Regions from separate parts of the Homo sapiens genome. Here regions 1 and 2 are each linked to region 3. The links are chromatin contacts, found by Hi-C or POLR2A ChIA-PET in ENCODE. All regions are on one chromosome and are shown on one strand. Each heading gives the region's core, a stretch centred on a gene start or an enhancer-like site at or near the end of the contact. The rest is flanking DNA. Distances are from core to core; before and after follow the strand shown. Region 1 overlaps APBB1IP (amyloid beta precursor protein binding family B member 1 interacting protein). Region 2 overlaps APBB1IP (amyloid beta precursor protein binding family B member 1 interacting protein). Region 3 holds the start of PDSS1 (decaprenyl diphosphate synthase subunit 1).

What was found. A loop is a pair of places that touch in the nucleus more often than their neighbours do. ChIA-PET counts read pairs that join two places held with the same protein, here RNA polymerase II (POLR2A). Pooled maps may share reads with other maps.
Region 1: a pooled map shows a loop between it and region 3 (2.1-fold over the local background). The contact joins the enhancer-like site here to the promoter of PDSS1 in region 3. A Hi-C loop is called at or near these places in 4 of 50 pooled maps. POLR2A ChIA-PET finds 5 or more read pairs at or near these places in 2 of 52 experiments (OCI-LY7 and activated CD4-positive, alpha-beta T cell).
Region 2: a loop to region 3 is called in a map with no recorded cell type, with 9 times the contacts of the local background. The contact joins the enhancer-like site here to the promoter of PDSS1 in region 3. A Hi-C loop is called at or near these places in 1 of 168 maps with a recorded cell type or tissue (naive thymus-derived CD4-positive, alpha-beta T cell), 2 of 37 single-sample maps with no recorded cell type and 10 of 50 pooled maps. POLR2A ChIA-PET finds 5 or more read pairs at or near these places in 4 of 52 experiments (A549, B cell, OCI-LY7 and 1 more).

Annotation. Positions count from the first base shown.
Region 1 is chr10:26,538,173-26,542,641 of GRCh38, reverse strand. APBB1IP (amyloid beta precursor protein binding family B member 1 interacting protein) reads right to left here. Exons shown (of 15, transcript NM_019043.4): 11 at 950-1,060. Among named protein-coding and RNA genes, the nearest start is that of LINC03028, 39 kb to the left of the region's middle. RefSeq lists an enhancer at 1,822-1,891. Within about 2 kb of position 1,846, at least 2 of the 41 ENCODE cell types and tissues checked have a DNase peak (open chromatin) inside an H3K27ac peak, as active enhancers do.
Region 2 is chr10:26,479,911-26,484,027 of GRCh38, reverse strand. All of the region lies in intron 2 of APBB1IP (amyloid beta precursor protein binding family B member 1 interacting protein), which reads right to left. Among named protein-coding and RNA genes, the nearest start is that of APBB1IP, 44 kb to the right of the region's middle. Within about 2 kb of position 1,712, at least 10 of the 41 ENCODE cell types and tissues checked have a DNase peak (open chromatin) inside an H3K27ac peak, as active enhancers do; they include B cell and OCI-LY7, where a contact is called at or near this core.
Region 3 is chr10:26,695,009-26,699,067 of GRCh38, reverse strand. It overlaps PDSS1 (decaprenyl diphosphate synthase subunit 1), which reads right to left and starts at 1,367. Exons shown (of 12, transcript NM_014317.5): 1 at 1,228-1,367. The coding sequence starts at 1,356. RefSeq lists an enhancer at 312-1,200 and a silencer at 1,075-1,694.

The DNA.
Region 1 (4,469 bases), core at 597-3,096, 160 kb after region 3:
AATATGATTGAATTCACCTGGTTATTGCATTTGACTAAAAAGAAACGCAGACAAAAACTTACCATAGTCCTTAATCCAGAGTTCTGCAGGCATACAGAAAGACCCGTAACGCATCACATGTGTGGTTGTAATAACCCATCTCCTGATCAGACTGATCTGAGATTCTAATTTTAAAAAATGTAAATCGGCCAGGAGTGGTGGCTGATGCCTGCAACCCCAGCACTTTGGGATGCCAAGGTAGGTGGATTGCCTGAGCCCAGGAGTTTGAGACCAGCCTGGGTAATATGGTAAAGCCCTATCTTAACTAAAAATACAAAAATTAGCTGGTGTGGTGGTGCACACCTCTAGTCCCAGATACTTGAGAGGCTAAGGCAGGAGGATTGCTTGAGCCTGGGGGGCTGAGGCTGCAGTGGGCTATGATTGAGCCACTGCACTCCACCCTGGGTGACAGAGTGAGACTCGGTCTCAAAAAAATGTAAACCATATCTAACATTTGATAATACCTATTGCCTTTTGACAATATACACCTGAAGTTTCATGACCCAGTAATTAAAACAACTTTTTTTTGGCTATTTTCTATAAGTTGTCTAGGAAATCTTGCAAGTTTCTAATTTCTAAAATCTTCTTATGGTGGAATGAGCCCAATAAGAACTGAAAACTTTTTTTAGTCTTATCGATAACATTATAAATTAATTTGTTTAAAATGTGGAACTTTCATTTTCAGAAGTGAAGAAATCCCCAGACAGAGTTACCTTAAAGTTTTAGGTTCAGATAGGAGGCTTTGGGGAAAATGTCCCAAATTGATAGAAATGTTTCCCTCATTCCTATTTTGGTTAAACAATTTCTTATTGTTACACATATGGCTAACTATAATTTAACATTTTCTTCCTTGAAAAAAAATTAACTCAAATTGCTTATAAATCTAAATGAATGACTTCTTATAACATACCTTTAAAACAAAGCAATAGTCAGTGGGCGCTTTATATTTCATTTTATGCTGAGTCCCATAGTAAATGTTGACATTTTCAAACTGTATAAAACACGCCAGATCTCGAGATGTCTGAAAGACAGGGAAAAAAATAAAACTTCAACTGAGATGACAGTTAACAATTTTCCAGAGTTGTCCTTCATAGCACAACTAAGGATTATATTTTAGTAAAGAAAATATTGACTTTTAGGTAATTTATATAAACATCTGCCATGTATAGGTTTTCTCAAAGGCAAGTCTGAAAGGTTGGAATGGAAACTGATATGGCCAAGTTGGGGGACAATTTAGTAAGATCTATACATAAATCTTTCCCAATATGAAAGATATTGAATGTTCCCAACACAAAGAAATGATAAATGTTTGAGATGATGGATGTGCTAATTACCTTGATCTGATCACCATACATTATATGTATCAAAACATCACTATGTACGTTATGCATATGTACAATTATTATTTGTCAATCAAAAAATAAAATTAATTTTTTAAAAAGAGTGCAGCCATGAAAATCGGTGCCACTGACCCAGAAACGGAGTGAAAGATTATACTGCTGTTCTAATGCCTGTCTGGGGACTCCCAGAGTCAGGATGGACTGTCCTTGAGATGTCATTATTGATGCAGTCGAGACAAGGTGACCGCTTAGCCAGAAATTTCATTTTGACTTTTGCCATTCTAAGTCCGTGATGGATTTTGCGATTGAGCATTAAAAAAAAAAAAAAGTCCCCCTCAGGACGAAAAATGAGAGATAAACTTATGCTCAGTAAATCAGCACACACTTCATGCACTTCCTCCTGAGAAAAAGGATTTCTTTCACAAGTTCTCTTTACTGCAGGCAGTGTTGCCATGGAAACAGAGACCTCTCCTCCACGGATAACAGGCACTGTGAAGACTGCAGCCTGTAATCTACATATTTGGTTACACTTCAATTACAAATGTGTTCCATTAGTTTTTTGTTTCGCTTTCTATATTTCTTTACTAGTTAGTGAATAAAGAATAGATGGCAGAACTATTTACACCTTAGTGCACAATTATTTCTTTACATATGCTTGTATTCTTTTCTTACAAGATATTTTCTTCTGGATGTTCAAAGTTTACATTTTTAAGTTACAAACGAATGCATATTAGTCACATTTAAAATATATATATATATAAATAATAAAATGCACATCTTCCTCCACCACCCCTTTTTCTTATTTTGTTCTTTTCTCCAAAGGTACCATAGTTAATAGTTTGGTAGTATTCTATTCTGTTCTATCCCATGACGTTGCCCAGGCTGGTCTTGAATTCCTGAGCTCAAGCGATCCGCCTTCCTTGGCCTTCCAAACTGTTGGGATTAGAGGAGTGAGCCACCGCCCCTCGCCTTCTTTTTCTTAACATTGCATCTAGGAGTCTTTCTACATCAAGACATGAATTAATATATGACATTCATTTTATGGCTGCAGAGAATTCTACGGTACAGGTGTAACGATTTATTTAACTATTCTACTACAGATGATTAGAAGTTATTTCAATATTTAGCTATTACAAAAAATACTGTGCATGTGAGCTTATATTTTTGTGAGATAGATTCGTCAAGCATGGAGTTGCCATTTGAAAGGATTTTTACTCCCTGTTACATGTACATAGATTTTGCTAAATTGTCCCCCAGTTTGGCCGTATGAGTTTCTATTCCAAGCTCCCAGGCGTGAGTGTCTCTTTTTCTTACCCACTTCCACCAAAATTTGGATATTATCTATATTGTTTATTTTATCAATCTCATGCTTAATTTTCATTTCCCTGATCAGTAATGAGACGGAGCAACTTTTAGTTATGCGGTGGTTACCGGTACTTCTTTTTCTGTAAATTTTCCCTTTAAAAGCTTTGCCATTTTTCTGTATGTTTATCTTTTTCTTATTGATTTCTTGAAGTCTTTATATTTTATGGATATTCATACTTGTTTATACATGTTGCAAATGTACTCTCTCACTGTAGTCAGTCTTTCACTTCTTGTTTGTTATCTTTGGCCATAAGGTATTAAAAATAACTTTATCAGGTCAAATCTGGCCATTTTTCTCCGTTATAATTTTGAGTTTTTATTCTTGCTTAGGAAACCTTTCTCCAGCTCAAAATTATAAAAACATTAACCTATATTTTCTTTTTTTTCTCCCTTTCTTCCTTCCTTCCTTCCCTCCCTTCCTCCCTTTCTTCCTTTCTTCCTTTCTTCCTTCCTTCACTCTCTCTCTTTCTTTCCTTCTTTTTTTTTTTTTCAGGATCTCATATTGTCACTTCAGCTGGAGTGCAGTGGCACGAACATGGCTCACTGAAGTCTTGACCTCCCGGGCTCAAATGATCCTCCCGGATCAGCCTCCCAAGTAGCTGGGACTACAGGCATGTGCCACCATCCCCACTAATTTTTTTATTCCTTTTGTACAGACAGGGTCTCCCTATGTTTCTCAGGCTGGTCTTGAACTCTTGGGCTCAAGCTATCCTCCCACCTGGTCCTCCCAGAGTTCTGGAATTAGAGGCATGAGCCACCGCACCCAGCCAGCCTCTGTTTTCTTCTAGGATTTTATACTATTTTTCTCTAAAGATATTTTAATCAATCAAGAATTTAGTTTGGTACATGGAATGAGGTAGGAAATTATATTTCTAAATGGATATACAGTTATTTCAGTTCTATTTGTTGAATACCACATTCTTTCCCCACTGCTGTGATATAAATTCCAACTTTAACTTCTCTGATATTAGACGGTTGTCTGTCGACCTGTTTGTCTCTAGCTGTGCTGTTTTTATCTAATGTTTTGGCACAGCAGGAGATCTACCTTGATGTTCTTCACAATTTTGGGAAGGTCTATTTTGGAACAGTGTCTTTTTTCCATGAAATCAGTCTGTGAATTTCAAGTAAATAAAATCCTACTGATATTTTTATTAAAATTATATTAAATTTATAGAAAACTGGGAAGAATTAATAACTTTTCTTTTAGCAACATGGTACCTTTCTTTTCTTTATCTTCTACTTTTTTTTTTTTTTTTGAGATGGAATCTCACTTTGTCGCCCCAGGCTGGAGTGCAGTGGCATGATCTTGGCTCACTGCAACCTCCGCCTCCTGGGTTCAAGCAATTCTTCTGCCTCAGCCTCCCGAGTAGCTGGGATTACAGGCGCCCGCCACCACGCCTGGCTAATTTTTGCATTTTTAGTAGAGATGGGGTTTCACCATGTTGGACAGGCTGGTCTCAAACTCCTGACCTCGTGATTCGCCCGCCTCGGCCTCCCAAAGTGCTGGGATTACAGGCATGAGCCACCGCACCTGGCCTGCAACATGGTACCTTTCTATTGATTCAGTTCTACTTCATTTCTTTTAATACATTTTATATTTTATGCCATATGAATCTGGAACATTTCTTGCTGAGTTTATTGTTAGGTATTTTGCATTTTCTGTTTCTAGTCTGCATGGATTCTTTTGCATTATGGTTTGCATTATATATATTGTTTGTGTAAAGA
Region 2 (4,117 bases), core at 463-2,962, 220 kb after region 3:
GCTGTACTTTTAGTTATGCTTAGTCTTTACTTGGACTAAGATACTAATACCAATAACAGAATGAAAATTTCAGAGCACTGAGAATGAAAAGAAAAGACAAAACAGAATATTTGTGAGCAAGACCCTGTCTCTACAAAAAATAAAAAAATTAGCCAGTCATATTGGCATGCGCCTGTAGTCCCTGCTATTCAGGAGGCCGAGGCAGGAAGATTCTTTGAGCCCAGGAGTTCAAGGCTGAAGTGACTCATGATTGCACTATTGCACTCCAGCCTGAGCAAAAGAGCAAGACCCTGACTCAAAATAAATAATGATAAAAAAATGAAACAACAGAGGAGGTATAAAAATGACTTTGCAATTATTAAAATGAGACACAGTCAATGAAGTTCAGGAAGGTTAGAATTAGCCTTCAGTATTAACCAGAGAAGTTGCTACCTGTCTGTCTACCAAGAAGAAAACTCCTCACTCAATTGCTTCTGTGCATGGCTGGGGTTGAGAGAGAGAGAAATCTCCCCTTGCTCTCTACCTGCCTGATAATAATAAAAATAACAGCGAATAACTATTAGGTGTTCTCATTCCATGCCAGGGATTGTCCTGGTGCGTTACGTGCATTGACTGATTAAATCCATCCTCACACCCTAGGTGAAATGAAAACACTTTTATATTCATCTTAGATGAGAAAACTGAGGCATCCAGAGATAAGTAAATCGATCGAGTTTACACAAAGTAAGTCAGTCATCAAATATTTATTGATCCCAGACATGATTGGAGGCTTAAACAAATTTCTGGAAGATTTTTCTGTGTGGGTTTTCCTCAGCTGTATTTCTTCTCTTCAATGAATTTATCTGCATACTGTACATCTTTCTATGTTAAAGACAGTTAAAGAAAAATGTTTGTATCCTAGTATTGACTGCTTTTTTTTTTTTTTTTTTTTTTTTATCAGATGGAGTTTTGCTCTTGTTGCCCAGGCTGGAGTGCAATGGTGTGATCTCGGCTCACTGCAACCTCCACCTCCCAGTTCAAGAGTTTCTCCTGCCTCAGCCTCCCAAGTAGCTGGGATTACAGGCACCGGCCACCATGACCAGCTAATTTTTTTTTTTTTTTTTCACTTGAGAAAGAGTTTCACCATGTTGGCCAGGCTGGTCTCAAACACCTGACCTCAGGTGATCAGCCCGCCTCAGCCTCCCAAAGTGCTGGAGTTACAGGGACTGTTGTTTTTTTACCCTACAGTGTTTTGAGTTTATTACTAGATTGCCAAAACTAAAATAGAACTGGAATTGATGAGAAATAAGTTTCAAAAATCTGAGGCTCTCCAAGTATCAATTTGCTTTGATATTTTTATTATTTTTTAATTAGAAACCATCTGGCAACATTTTTTTCTAGGAAATAAATCAGTAGACATATTACAACTACAGATACAAAAGAGGAGAAAAAAATTTTAAAAAGCTTATGAATGGGATTGCCCTTAGGATGAAATACGCACTACAGAATTCGGATGCTCGCAAATGCTGGTGGAAACTGTGAAGTCACCTGTGTACAGTGTGATTGAAAATAACTTAGAATATTGAATTTTACCTGATTCCTTCAGTGTTGTATTTTTTCAAAATGCAATGAAAGCGTTTTATCAAGAGGAAGTGGTTCACAGAATAACACAGCATATGGTTAAAGGTTCTTGCAACGTTTGAGGGAGGAGAAAGGGGAAGCCGAGGCTTCTGTGTAGCGTAAAACAGGAAACAGAAGCATCTCTAAAGTTACGGATTATATCAAATAATTCACTCAACAGAGAACTAAGGTGAAGAAACCTCTTGGGCCAACTTAACCAACTTTGCACTGTACCCCTGAGATCGGTGAAAATCTTAATAGGCTAGCAAGTAGTTACTGAATCAAAAGGACAATGACTGTGGTCATATGATCAATTCAGACTAATATGCAGTGAGTCACAAACAAAATTCATATGGACATGTGTATATACATAGGTAGGGTCACACAGAAGGGACAGCCAAGACAACAGGGTCCTTTTGTAAGCAATATTGTCATGGCAAAAGTTACCTGTAAATAACATTTTAAATAAAAAACTAATCATTAAATGAAATGATTTATTTCAGTAATTTAAAAAAATACTAAGAGAGTGCTTTGAAAAGTCTTAGAATTTTGCAGTAAAGACACACACACACACACACACACACACACACACACACACACACGTAATGAGATGGGCTACCACATTTTAAAAAATATGATTTAGGCCAGGTGCGGTGGGTTACACCTGAAATTCAGCACTTTGGGAGGCAGAGGTGGGAGGATCACTTGAGGCCAGGAGTTCAAAACCAGCCTGGGCAATATAGCAAGACCCCATCTCTATCCCCTCTGCCAAAAAAATTAGCTGGGCATAGTGGTGCGCACCTGTGGTCTCAGCTACTCAGGAGGCTGAGGTGGGAGAATCCTTTGAGCGCAAGAGCTCATGGCTACAGTGAGCTATGACAGCACTACTGCCCTCTAGCCTGAGTGACAAAGTGTGACCCTGTCTCTAAAATTAAAAAATAAAAACAAAAATAACAAAACAAAAAATAAAAGATACAATTTTTAAATGTGCTTATTTCCAAATTGCTGTGATTTTATGCAAACCATAAAGTTAGTGAAAAATTTATGTTTTGCATAAAATCAAAGCAATTTGGAAATAAGTGGGTGGGACAAGGTGGGGACACTCTGCTAAGTCAAGCTTCAGTTAGAAAAAAGTGAGAGAACTGAACAACACCCAAAAATGTTCCCCAGGACTCAAGTGCAAGAACACTTGACACAGGACAACAGAGGTCAGCACATATGAACCCAACATCCCCACTTCCATCTGTCTGTCTGGCCTCCAGCTCTGGGAGACAAGTTGTAGACTAGTTTCACTTGGATGCCCACGGGTTGGAAAGAGAGTGCCAAGTCTCTAGATTATTTTAAGTTCCCTTTTTTTTTCTACTTTGGGTGTCTATATAAGGAATGGGGAACTGCTTTTGTATTTAGGACCTACTGTGACCTAAAACCAGAGGGACAATGCAATTTAGAATTTTTTGAAGAGATACAAATAGAAAATACTCTGTTTATCATGTTGTATTAATAAATAAAAATCATGAACATTTCTTTTTAGAAACAAAAGTCCTGTGAATAGTTAGGTCAATTCACTGTCCCCTACTTGTCTTTATTTTCTCATGAATCTATCTCAACTGGACTTTTGTTTGCACTATGTCACCAAACTGTGTGCCAAGATTACCAACAATCTGTGGTGTATGGTGGCTCATGCCTGTAATCCCAGCACTTTGGGAGGTCGAGGTAGGCAGATCACTTGAGCCCAGGAGTTAGAGACCAGCCTGGGCAACATGGGGAAATCCCATGTTTACCAAAAAAAAAAAAAAAAAAAAAAAAAAGAAGCAGCTCAACCATTCCAATATTAAAGTTATTTTGAAAGAAGAGATTACCAATGATCTCTCTGTTGTGAAATCCAATGGTTAGTTCCCAGTCAGCATCTTATACAGCCTTTAATATTATTGATCACTCCCTCCTGGAAATATTTTCTTCACTTGGCTTTCCTGACAGTTTTCTTTCCTGGTTTTCCTCCTCACAGAGGCCAATGTACCTTGAAGCCAACAAAGAAGCTTACATTTCAGGGCTTCTCACTTGCAGGACCCTTCTGATGCCACATGTCTCCTCTGGCACCCCAGCAGCAGCACACAACACAACACTGTTCTGTTGCTGGGAGGTCACCTGGGTCAGGGTTCCTAGGTCTTGGAGTGGGGTCAGGCGACTACCAGCACTATCTCCACTTTACTTGGAGTCCAGCAAAAGCCCTCCCATGATGCATTTCGTGGACATTAGATCTCATGTCCCAATCCAAGGAGAAGATCTGAAGGAAACGCTCTGCTCTGCTCCTTGCCCGGGGTCACCTTGATCCAAGCTTCCTGGCTACCTTATGTCACCCCCAGCTCCAGCTCAGGATTTGGGAGGGTGGTGGGAACTGATGGTTCTGTGGTCCTGGCCAAACAGTCCAGCTGTCGCCTGGGCCTTTGGATGCCACAGGGTGCCATGTTAGTAAGAACAAAGGCTGCACTTCTCTGAGGCCTTGTTCACTGGCAAGAAG
Region 3 (4,059 bases), core at 118-2,617:
CTGTAATCTTGAACTCCTGGGATCGAACAATCCTCCTCCCTCAGGCTCCTGAGTAGGTAGAACTACAGGCATGCACCACCCCACCTGGTGAATTTTTTCTATTTTTTATAGAGACAGAGTCTTGCTATGTTGCCTAGGCTGGTCCCAAACTCCTGGCCTCAACCGATTCTCCCACCTCAGCCTCCCAAAGTGCTGGGATTACAGGTGTGAGCCACTGTGCCTGGCCCAAGCCTTGTTTTGGATAATTTGTGATACGCATCTACTTTGGTACAAAGTAGATATTTATAAGTGTTATATATTTCATACTGGGAAATGATGTTTGATGAGAACACGGACACATAAAGTATACCAAATCTGAATTAAAAGAGTACTAAATTCAAATAAACTTAAGTAACAGTGAGTCCATAGATTTTGCACGGTTATGCTAATAGCATGGGCCTACCCCATGGCACACTGAGAATCATTACAAAGCGCAGAAGGGCTCACAGTGTCCATTTACAGGGGCTAAACTGACCAGAAAGGGAGAAAAAGGAGATCGGAACCCAAAGGCAGCAGAGGAGACCCTGAAAGAATGGGCTATCGCTGAGATTCTGACTTTAGATGACTCCAGGGTTTCTCTCCTCCTGACGGCCTCGGGCCTTTCTCCTTCCAGTGTCATTCCAGCCCCATCCAGGTGTGCTCTCCTCCCGAGGCCACTGCTGGACAACTAAGGTCCGGTCCACCCTAGCACCAGCCCTGCATTCTCCACAAGACCTTTTCGGACTATTCCGAGGCCGATTCGATCCTCCGTTTCTCGGAGAGAGCTCTGAGCACTTTGGCTCTAAAATTTCAGGCAAGATCTGTCTTCCTCTAACTCCAAAGTAAATAGCTGCAGTCGCTCTCCAGGCTTAACCTTGTCCATATAGCAGCGGTCAATCTGATCGCTCCTGCGCTTCCCCCAGGACACGGATCCCACCGCTTTCTCCACCCCCCAAAACGCTCCCGGGGTCCCCAGGACACCGCTTTCTGCAACCCCGTGTAGGGCGCCCCTACTTCAGTCCAACGCGCGGCTCCGTCCCACCGCGAGCACCCCTCAGCTCCGGAGTCCCACCCCGGAGCTACCCCGGAGCTACCCCGCGCGCCCCCGCGTCGCGACGCACGTGCTCCCCGCTCCCATTCATTCCGCCCACTGCTGTCATTGGAGCCGTGACCTCTGAGCCCCGCCGGGCGCGCGCCTCCCAACCTCACCTGCGCGCGGACTTCGGCAGCGGCGCTCGGCCCCAACGGTCCCGCACGGCCGGGGGAGCCGGGCCCGGGGCTCCGCGCCGCCGGCTTCCAGGAGCAGCCGCGCCGCCACCGCCACCAGCGCGAGGCCATGGTCGGAGTCTGAAAGTCGCGGCAGGGCGGCGGCTCCGCCTCTGGCCCGCGATCCTCCTCCCGGGACCCGGAGCCGGAAACCTGGCACAGGAAGCGCTTCGGCCAGGCCCGGGAGCGCGGTTCGCTCTTCCTCGCTTGCGGTCCGGCTGCCGGCGCGGACACTTCGGGTGTCTGCCCGTCTGCAGCCAACGGGGACTGCAGCCGCTCCCGGGAGGCGACGGGGCAGGGGCGTGCGGAGACCTGGTCTGGGGACCCCGAGCGTAACCTTCCCCGGGGCGAGCCTCCTATCCCCACCTCTTCCCGGAAGCTGTGCAGGGAGACTGGCCACGCCTGCAGTCATAGCAAAAATGTCCCTGTGGGGACCTTTTATTAGCAAGAAATACTACCGCGCGCCACCCTTGCAGCCACGAACTCTTTTGTTCTGCGTGTTTAGGCAGAAACATAACTCAGAGAATGGGGTTCCCGCTCCGCAGCCTAAGCCGGAGGCGACGGTTTCCGCTGCTGCTTCCCTTGGCAGTGACCTGACACGCCCTGGTCGGCTGCCTTTTGCAATCTGTTCTTGAAGGAAGTTCCAGCCCATCGCATCTTCCTAGAAACAAGTCCGACCACGATCAGGGTTGTTGTGAAATAGTAGCTAAATTAGCCGGGTCTCGTGACTTTTGGACTCTCCCCTCCAAACGCCTTATAGGTATAGTTTGGCAATCTTGCTCACACCTGGGTGTGAACCTGCGTGTACCCAGCCCGGGAGATATTGGAGTCTGTACAGGATTAGTACCCCTTATGGGTTAGAAAGGCCTTCTTTCCTTAGCTCTAAGGCCAGATCTACTGGTGCTAAGAGACAGCGTGTTCCGAACAGAAATTAAGTGATATAAACATTCAGCGCATGCACTCAAACACACAGAGCCAGTGAGATAGGGGGTAAGCATTAGAGATAGAGAAATGCAATTTAGTCCTCAAAAAATTCACTCTAATGAGGAAATAGACCAGCAAGTAGGTAATTGCAGTTCTCTGATTCATGTATTTTCTTGTTCTTGGGTTAAAGAATGCGGTAGCCTCATAGCTGGGTACATTAATTTCATATTTAATCGTGTGGATTTTTTATGGAATGAAGACATCATAGACTATATAAAGACATCTATGAAAATAAGCCAGTTTGATGGTGTTTTTTCCATCTTGAAGAATAGTATGTAAAAATATGCAAAGCTTTATGAGTAAAGATTGTTAATATGCACCTGTAGCTTATCTTGGTTTAGATTAGGTTTATATATTAAGAAACATTCATAAGGTGGAATTTGCCAAGTAGAGTGTAGCAGTAAGCACTTGGGTTGTACTTGATCCTATGACTAAGACATTATCATTTGCCCTTTTTTGTATATAAAGATAAGGAAACATATAGAGGAAATACCGTATGGTCAAATAAGTATCACACTCAAGCTCACCCAGTTGTCAAGTATGTCACTACACAATTTTGTCAGACCATGTTCGTTTAGAGATTGCTTGGCCACATTAAAACAGAAAACATTGCTCTTAAAAAGATGCTGTAGGTCGGGGGCACAGTGGCTCAGCCTGTAATCCCAGCACTGTGGGAGGCCGAGGCAGGTGGATCACTTGAGGTCAGGAGTTTGAGACCAGCCTGGCCAACATGGTGAAACCCGTCTCTACTAAATATTCAAAAATTAGTTGGGCATGGTGGTGCATGTTCTGTAATCCCAACCACTTAGGAGGCTGAGGCAAGAGAATCACTTGAACCTGGGAGGCAGAGGTTGCAGTGAGCCGAGATTGTGCCACTGCACTTCGGCCTAGGTGACAAAGTGAGACTCCGTCTTTAAAAAAAAGAAAAAGAAAAAAAGATGCCGTAGTATTGCAAGGCTAAGTAGGGACAGCAGCTGAAGTTCCTCAAGACTTCCAACGTTACTGTATAGCTAAACTCTTGAGAAAAAACAGTAAGCTACCAATTGGACATACGGAATTCACAAGTAGTTCTTTTGACCCCACTAGGCCAAGCATGAGTTGAGGAAGTTAAAAACACTATCTGAGTTATGCAGGTAAGTGCTAAAGAACAGACTTCTCTTGTGCAGTCTGAAAACAACTTTAGTCTATTTTGCTGCCCTTAGACAAATGAAAAGAGCCAGTACAGATGGATCAAAATGGCCTATGTGTAACTGAAAGCGATCAAGGTTGTCGTTTTGAGGTTGGAGTGTTAGGTACCCTCCAAGACATTTTCTTGCCATATTGATGATACTGTTTAAAACATAATATCTACAATAGGAACAGGTTTTATAGCCAAAGAGATTGTAAATATAGTACCAGGCCAGACACAGTGGGTCATGCCTGTTATCACAGCACTTTGGGAGGCCGAGGTGGCAGGATTGCTTGAGGTCGGGATGTCACGAACAGCCTAGGCGACATAAGCAAGACCCTGTCTCTACAAAAAATAAAATTAGCCAGGCGTGGTGGTGTGTGACTGTAGCCCTAGCTACTCAGGAGCCTGAGGCGGGGAAATTTGCTTGAGCCCAGAAGTTCGAGAGTTCGAGGCTGCAGTGAGTTGTGATCATGCCACTGCATTCCAGTGTGGATGAAAGAGTGGGACACTGTCTCCAAATAAATAAATAAATAATCCTATGTATTACTGTGTCTTGATTTACAGTACTGTGTAAAACATCTCATCCTGATTTTACTAAATAAATGATCAATGAATTATCC